Regions from separate parts of the Mus musculus genome. Here region 1 is linked to region 2. A link is a contact called in ENCODE Hi-C or POLR2A ChIA-PET data. All regions are on one chromosome and are shown on one strand. Each heading gives the region's core, a stretch centred on a gene start or an enhancer-like site at or near the end of the contact. The rest is flanking DNA. Distances are from core to core; before and after follow the strand shown.

Region 1 (3,089 bases), core at 372-2,871, 57 kb before region 2:
TGTGTGTGTGTATGTGTGTGTGTGTATGTGTGTGTGTGTGTGTGTGTGTGTGTGTGTGTGTGTGTGTGTGTGTACATGATGTGCTATGGTGCATGTGTGGAATTCAGAGGCCTTGTAGGAGTCTGTTTTCTTTCTATCACATAGGTTCTGGGCTAGAACTCAGGGTTATTAGAATTGGCAGTGGGCATCATTTCTCACTGAGCCATCTTGTTGGCCTCATAAAAATCAATTTCTTCTTTTTTTTAAGTAACTGCTAGAAAACTTTAAATTTCACAGCAGGTGGGTACTTTGGCCATCTCTATAATGTCTGCCTAGCTTTTCTGTAAGCCGGGTACGGCTCTAGTGGAATCCTATAAAAACTACACATGTAACACTAAGCCACAGTGACTGTCATGCTGAGAGCACAGTCCTCACAATTATATTCAGAGCTCAGCCGCTGGAAGGAGTGACTGCAGTGCTGTGGATGGTTTGACAGTGCGCAGGGTGACTGTTCCGGGGCCACACTGCACCTGTAGTTCCACAGGCAGCTCTGGCCTGTGAGTCCCAGTACCTAGCCTGGATGCCCAGCTACTCTGGGGACTCTGAAGCTGGTGGCTGGGACTTTGCTCTGATGGGGTTCCTCTGGCATTTAGTTTAGACAGAGATTGAGTCATGGGGACCCAAGGCACTTAAGTATTCTTTTCTGGGTGCCTGCTGAGAGGCCTTTGCCTAGTCCTGGCTACTAGGCCTTGGCTGAAGCAGGGAGCTAGGGAGGCAGGGAACATGAAGGATGGCCTGTAAGGCTCATTCTGCTTGAGAGACAAATACTAGGCACTGCTGTGGGGCAACTAGTGTCTCTTGGAGGGGCCACTGATGAAGCTGGCCTCAGATTAACCCCAAGCCCACTATGGAGACAGCCTAAATGCTGCTGGCAAAGCAAAGCAACCACTTGGCCCAGGTTCTGTATCTTCCCAGTGACTCCTCTGGGGCCTGGGGCCAGAGCCAAGGGCAGGCACTTGGAGCTACTAGTAAGATGGCATTTTTGGTGTCTTCCCCTTAACACCATTATGAAGGTGGTTAAAGTTTTCTTCTTGCCTTGCTAAGGCCTGTACAACTTTGCCTGTTTGCTGGGGTTTGAAGAAGACAGTATCCAGGGGATTTTGGGGAGGCTGACTTCAAGTGTGTGAGGACCATGATGTCCCACTTGGGCACCGAGCCTACCTTCACAATGTCCTCATTGATGTTCTTGGGGTCGCGGTTCACCAAGTCTATCTCCTTGCAGTGAATGTCCTTGATGATCCGAGCTTCCAGATCCGTGTGCTCTTCGGTCATCATTGTGAGGCTGGGGCTCCTTCAGGAGGCGATCAGAGCCTTGTGGCTGGTATCGTTGATAGTCCTGGGGGCAGAAAGACCAAGCTTAGGGTCTCCAGACTGGTGCCGCTGCCGGCTAAATAGGCCCCACCCAGCATGCCGGCTGACAGCTGTCCTGCATAACTTCAGCCGGCCTCTAGTTAAAGCTGCTGGTGGCACGCCTCCAAGCTAAAATTAAGACTGGATGGCAGAACGCTCCTTAAAGGGGGCTGTGCAGGACATTGGCCTCACGCGAGAGGAGACCTGGCATTCCCTGCCAGCCACCAGGGCCTGGCCTTCCCGGTACTCTGTGGAGGCGGGCTGAGCAAACCCCTTGGAGTCCCTGGAATTTGCCGCTCTGCTCCACTCCATACTCAGGCTCCTCCCAGGAGCAGCTGCCCAAGAAGGGAGGTGGGCTCGGTCCCAGCTCTGTCTCTTGCTAGCTCCTGAGTGACCTTGGCACATGTCTCTTCTCTGGGCCACCATGACCCTATCTGTGACTAGAGATACTATAAGGACCAGAAAATAACCATCAAGAGTCTTCCCACCCTGGAGGAGAGGAGACTGGCTTTGTTAGGATTCTATTGGAACTGGAAATGTCTGCTAGATTCTCCTTACATTAGGGGTTTGCTGTAGTAGTTAATCACTGTGTGTAAACATTTTAAAATTACATTTATTTATTTATTTATTTATTTGCGTGCAAGTGAGCAGTACACAGCATATACATGGGGTCAGAGGACAACCCAAGGGAATCTGTTTTCTCCTTCTGCCACGTAGATCTTGGAAATCAAACTAAGGCCATGGGGCTTGGTGGCAGGCACCTTTACTTGCTGAGCCACCTCAGCAGTCCCACCTGGCAAACAGGTCTTCATGTTTGCACGGCAAGCACTTTATAGATGGAGCCATCTTCCCACTCCCAGTTCATCTCGACTGTCAGGTTAACTGGACTGAGACACCTAGGAGATTAGGAGAGCGCACCTCTGGAGCTGTCTGGGAGGGTGTTTCTGCAGATGAAGCCACTGATGGATTCACAACTGGAGTGGAGGATCTGGAGGTGCTGGAGGGTGGAATGCAGGCTCGAGAGGAGGAAGTCGGTCACTGGGAGCCGCATGTCTCTGAAGGGCAAATCTAGTCCTGGTTCCTGACTCTGTTTCCTGTCTTCTGTGCTGTGAGCTGCTCTGCCCTGATATGGATTTGTCATGGATGTGGAGATGCTTTCTCCTGCATTCCTCTCACCCTGACACCCACGACAACCTTGCTTTTTTGTGCCCTGGAAGGAAGAATTTACACCACAGCACAGGTGGGGCCGCCAAGTAGTGTAGGTTTGTTTTTAGCGCCCTAAGTGCTGAAAGGCTGAACGCATCCTGCAGAGTCTGTCTCTAGTGCCTGGGTTTGTAAGTCTTGTTCTACCATCTCAACCTATCTTGCTTACCTCTGGAGCGGTCCAGGTGGTCCCTTTCCTAGAACAGAGAGAGGCTTTCTTAGCCATTCTTACCCACAATCCAACCTGTTACAGGGAAACCAGGACTCTCTGTATAGAGGTGTAAATGCCTGTAGAGTTGTGAAGTTTACTAGAGAAAGGACATCAGTGTCTTTTACATGCTCCTCAGGGTGGCTTTGAAAGACAGCGGGACCAGCTTTGTTGTAGGTCCAGTTATAAGCCTCCCCTTTACCTTGTCCATGTTATTTTAGCAGGCTCTTCCACCCTAACAGTTGTTTTAAGTGTAACAGAATTCAGTGAGCAAAAGTTAACCTTTTCT
Region 2 (3,289 bases), core at 713-3,212:
CCCCAGACCTTTTCTTTCATACTCTTTATTGGCTGTTGCAAAATTCCCCCTTCTTTTTTTCTCCTCTTGTGGGGAGCCGCCCTCACATTCTCCATTGCAAGATGGCGCTGACATCCTGTGTTCTAAGTGGTAAACAAATAATCTGCGCATGTGCCAAGGGTAGTTCTCCACTCCATGTTCTCTGCCTTCCACGTGACGACAACTCGGCCGATGGGCTGCAGCCAATCAGGGAGTGACACGTCCTAGGCGGAGGATAATTCTCCTAAAAAGGGACGGGGTTTCGCCATTCTCTCTCTTGCACTCCTGCTCTCTGGCTCCTGAAGATGTAAGCAATAGAGCTCTTGCACTCTTGCTCTCTGGCTCCTGAAGATGTAAGCAATAGAGCTCTTGCTCTCTTGCTCTCTGGCTCCTAAAGATGTAAGCAATAAAGCTCTTGCTCTCTTGCACTCTTGCTCCTAAAGATGTAAGCAATAAAGCTTTTGCCGCAGAAGATTCCGGTTTGCTGCGTTCTTCCTGGCCGGTCGTGAACGCGTTCAAGATCCTCTGACAGCATGAATCTGTTTTTATATGACTTTTTTCTCTGGGCATAACATGACCATCCCATGGACCCCTTGGGGGTAGAGATCACCTCGACTTGGTAGCTATGGCAACCAAACAAAAAGAGTAGGTCAGTGGTAGCTAGGTCTATGGCAATGAGAATGGGGCTGTCGACACTCTCTCTAGAAAGAAGGAAGAGGAGAAGGCCATCGAATCCTCACTTGGGATTCCAGCCACGACTCAGTCCTGCCTTATGCTTGCCAGCTACAAGGCATATTGGAAGGAAATGGAAGATTGACTTGAAAGGGGGACTCCACACTGCAGCTTCTATGGAGTGCATGAGAGGGTGAGGCTTGGAGTCAGCTCTGCAGGGCAGGGTGTCAGTGATGCTTTGGGGGTCTATCAGGTTGAACTTGGTCGAACTTAGTCTGTCACTGACACCCTGTCTGAAGTGAAGAGATGTTTGTCCAAGTCTTCCCAGAGAAAGCAAATGTAACTGAGCCTGACCAACTCTGTGTCTCTCTTCACTGCAGAGAACTTGTAAGATAACTTAATATGCATGGGTGCATAGCTCATAAGTAGACAGCTGAACACTTGATTCAATGCTAGGGTGTGTGTGTGTGGAGCAGCAAAGTCCTATGGATGGACACACCGAAGGGCTAAGAGCAATCATTGTTTCAGGAAATACCTAACCATCAAACTGAAGTGACACAGTATAGATAGATACCAACATCTCTGTCCTGCAAGGTCCCCTGTGCTGAGGTATTCCATGTTCATGGACCCTGTGTATCATGAGAGGCTGGACAGAAAGAGCCACTCTAGTTTGGGCAAGGGCAGCTGGAGGAAAGATTTCTGGAGGCAGATGCGTGCGTAGGGGGTGTGGGCAGTTAGATGGGTGGAGAGGAGGTGGGAATGAAGGTTGGGGGGGCCAATGGAGCAGAGGAAGAACAGATAGAGAAGCCCCAGCGACATCAGATCTGAGGAGTGTGTAAGAGAGGAGTGATGAGCCCCTGTGGTAGGAACAGGGCAGCCGGGAGCCAGTGAAATATGTCAGAACAATTTTCTGGTGTTATCGTTACTATGACGACCATAGCCTTTGTGTGTTCTGTTTACTTGCGGGAAATATGACATTTGAGTGTCCTGTTGTGGCCATTGTCAGCTGGGATTGTGGGGGACACCAGGACTGGCCAGCCTCAGAGCTCTGCTTCCTGTCTTTCTGGCCTGGGAGAATGAGATAGTGGGTTATTAATACCGCTCTCTGGAGGCCTGAGGTTGGGGCTTGGTGGAGGCTTGTTTATGCAGCTTGAAATAGCCCACCACTTGCCTGTCCAGTGGGCGTGCTGCCAGTCCAGTGGGTGTGTGTCTAGGCGAACAAAGCAAAGCTATTTTTTACCTTGGAGAGCCCTAGAATGCGTCAGAGAGTCCCAGAGCCTGCCCTACCCAGCCCACACCCAGGCTAGTGGCTAGTCCCAGTGGATATGGGTCTCCTGGAGGTGTCAGTGGGTGGAGAGATCACATGTCCTCTTCCTTCTCTCCCAGCTGGAGACTTGGAGAGCGTCTAAACTTCTCCAGCCAGATGGAGGAAGGATTTAGTTTTATTCTCCAATATGTAATAGCGGTGGCTCCTGCTCAAGGCATCAGACTCTGTGTTGACTAACTATGTCCTGCTCACTGCTGTTTGCACTGAAATTTCTCTATGAGGAATGGAGATGCCACTTTCCACCGTGAAGCTGGAGCTCAGAGAGGTTAATGACTTACCCAAGGTTATTCAGCTAGGAAGAGGTTTGTCCCCTTACTGTAGAGTCCATGCCTTTCTCGCCACTTTCAATGCTTGCCCTGAAGGAGAATGGAAGCAAGGGGTGGTCAGGAAGCCTCATAGCAATGGCCTGGGCTTTGGCCTCTTGGGGCTCCAGTATAAGTCACTAGGAGGGTGTCTGGGTTACTGGCCACCACCTCTTGGCAGCTGGGAAGAGGTATGTAGAGCCCCCATGTATGTGGGTGTGTACCCACACTGGTAGTACCAGTGTCCTCTAGGGTGAGGGGGTCACTGGACCAATTCGTTATGAAAAAGTGGTGCCACGAACCTGCTGAGCAGAAGCATGGAGGCTACCCTCCCCTGGTGGGATGTACCAGGAAGACCACAGACTTCGCTGTCAGCCTTTGTTTTCTTCTCCTCCCTGTTCATCTAAGTCCTGCTATGCTGCAGTGATTGCTCTATCCATAGCTCCTCCAGGCTGTCTCCCCAACCTCTTACCACCTAGAACACAGGGACATCCTTCCTTATCTGGCTGGGGTCACAACCTCTATCTGTACAAGTGACATTTCAGGACTAGAGATGTTTTGAGTCTCTGTGAAGTCCCTTTCTGACTGGGCTGAGATCTTCTTGAGGGTTGGTCCTAGTGTGTGCTTCTCTATGCCACTGTGTGCCAGTCTCCTTCTTTCAAGTCTTCAGTGACTTCTTAATGCTCATAGGATCGATTATCTACCCATTCATTTGTCCATCCATCTGTCTGTCTGTCCTTTCATATATCCATTCACCCACCCACTTACCTGTCCATTCGTCTTCCTAGGTAGATCTGTTCTACCTTCCATCCACTCTTCAGTTTGCCCACCTACCTATATATACCTCTGTCTGTCCAGATATCTTTCTTCCCATAAGACCATTCATCCATCCTTCCACCCATCCACCTATTCAACAACACTGAGAATAATATAAGGGGTACAGAGGACCATTAGACACTTCCTTGGAGTT

Evidence for each region. A loop is a pair of places that touch in the nucleus more often than their neighbours do. ChIA-PET counts read pairs that join two places held with the same protein, here RNA polymerase II (POLR2A).
Region 1: a loop to region 2 is called in a map of heart, with 4 times the contacts of the local background. The contact joins the promoter of Cav3 here to the enhancer-like site in region 2. A Hi-C loop is called at or near these places in 8 of 37 maps with a recorded cell type or tissue (CH12.LX, Patski, T-helper 17 cell and 3 more). POLR2A ChIA-PET finds 5 or more read pairs at or near these places in 1 of 5 experiments (embryonic stem cell).

The regions. Positions count from the first base shown.
Region 1 is chr6:112,458,037-112,461,125 of GRCm38, reverse strand. Cav3 (caveolin 3) reads right to left here and starts at 1,621. Exons shown (of 2, transcript NM_007617.3): 1 at 1,201-1,621. The coding sequence starts at 1,314. All of the region lies in intron 1 of LOC115490429 (a long non-coding RNA gene), which reads left to right.
Region 2 is chr6:112,400,789-112,404,077 of GRCm38, reverse strand. No RefSeq gene overlaps it. Among named protein-coding and RNA genes, the nearest start is that of Gm38873, 12 kb to the right of the region's middle. Within about 2 kb of position 1,962, at least 1 of the 3 ENCODE cell types and tissues checked has a DNase peak (open chromatin) inside an H3K27ac peak, as active enhancers do; it is heart, where a contact is called at or near this core.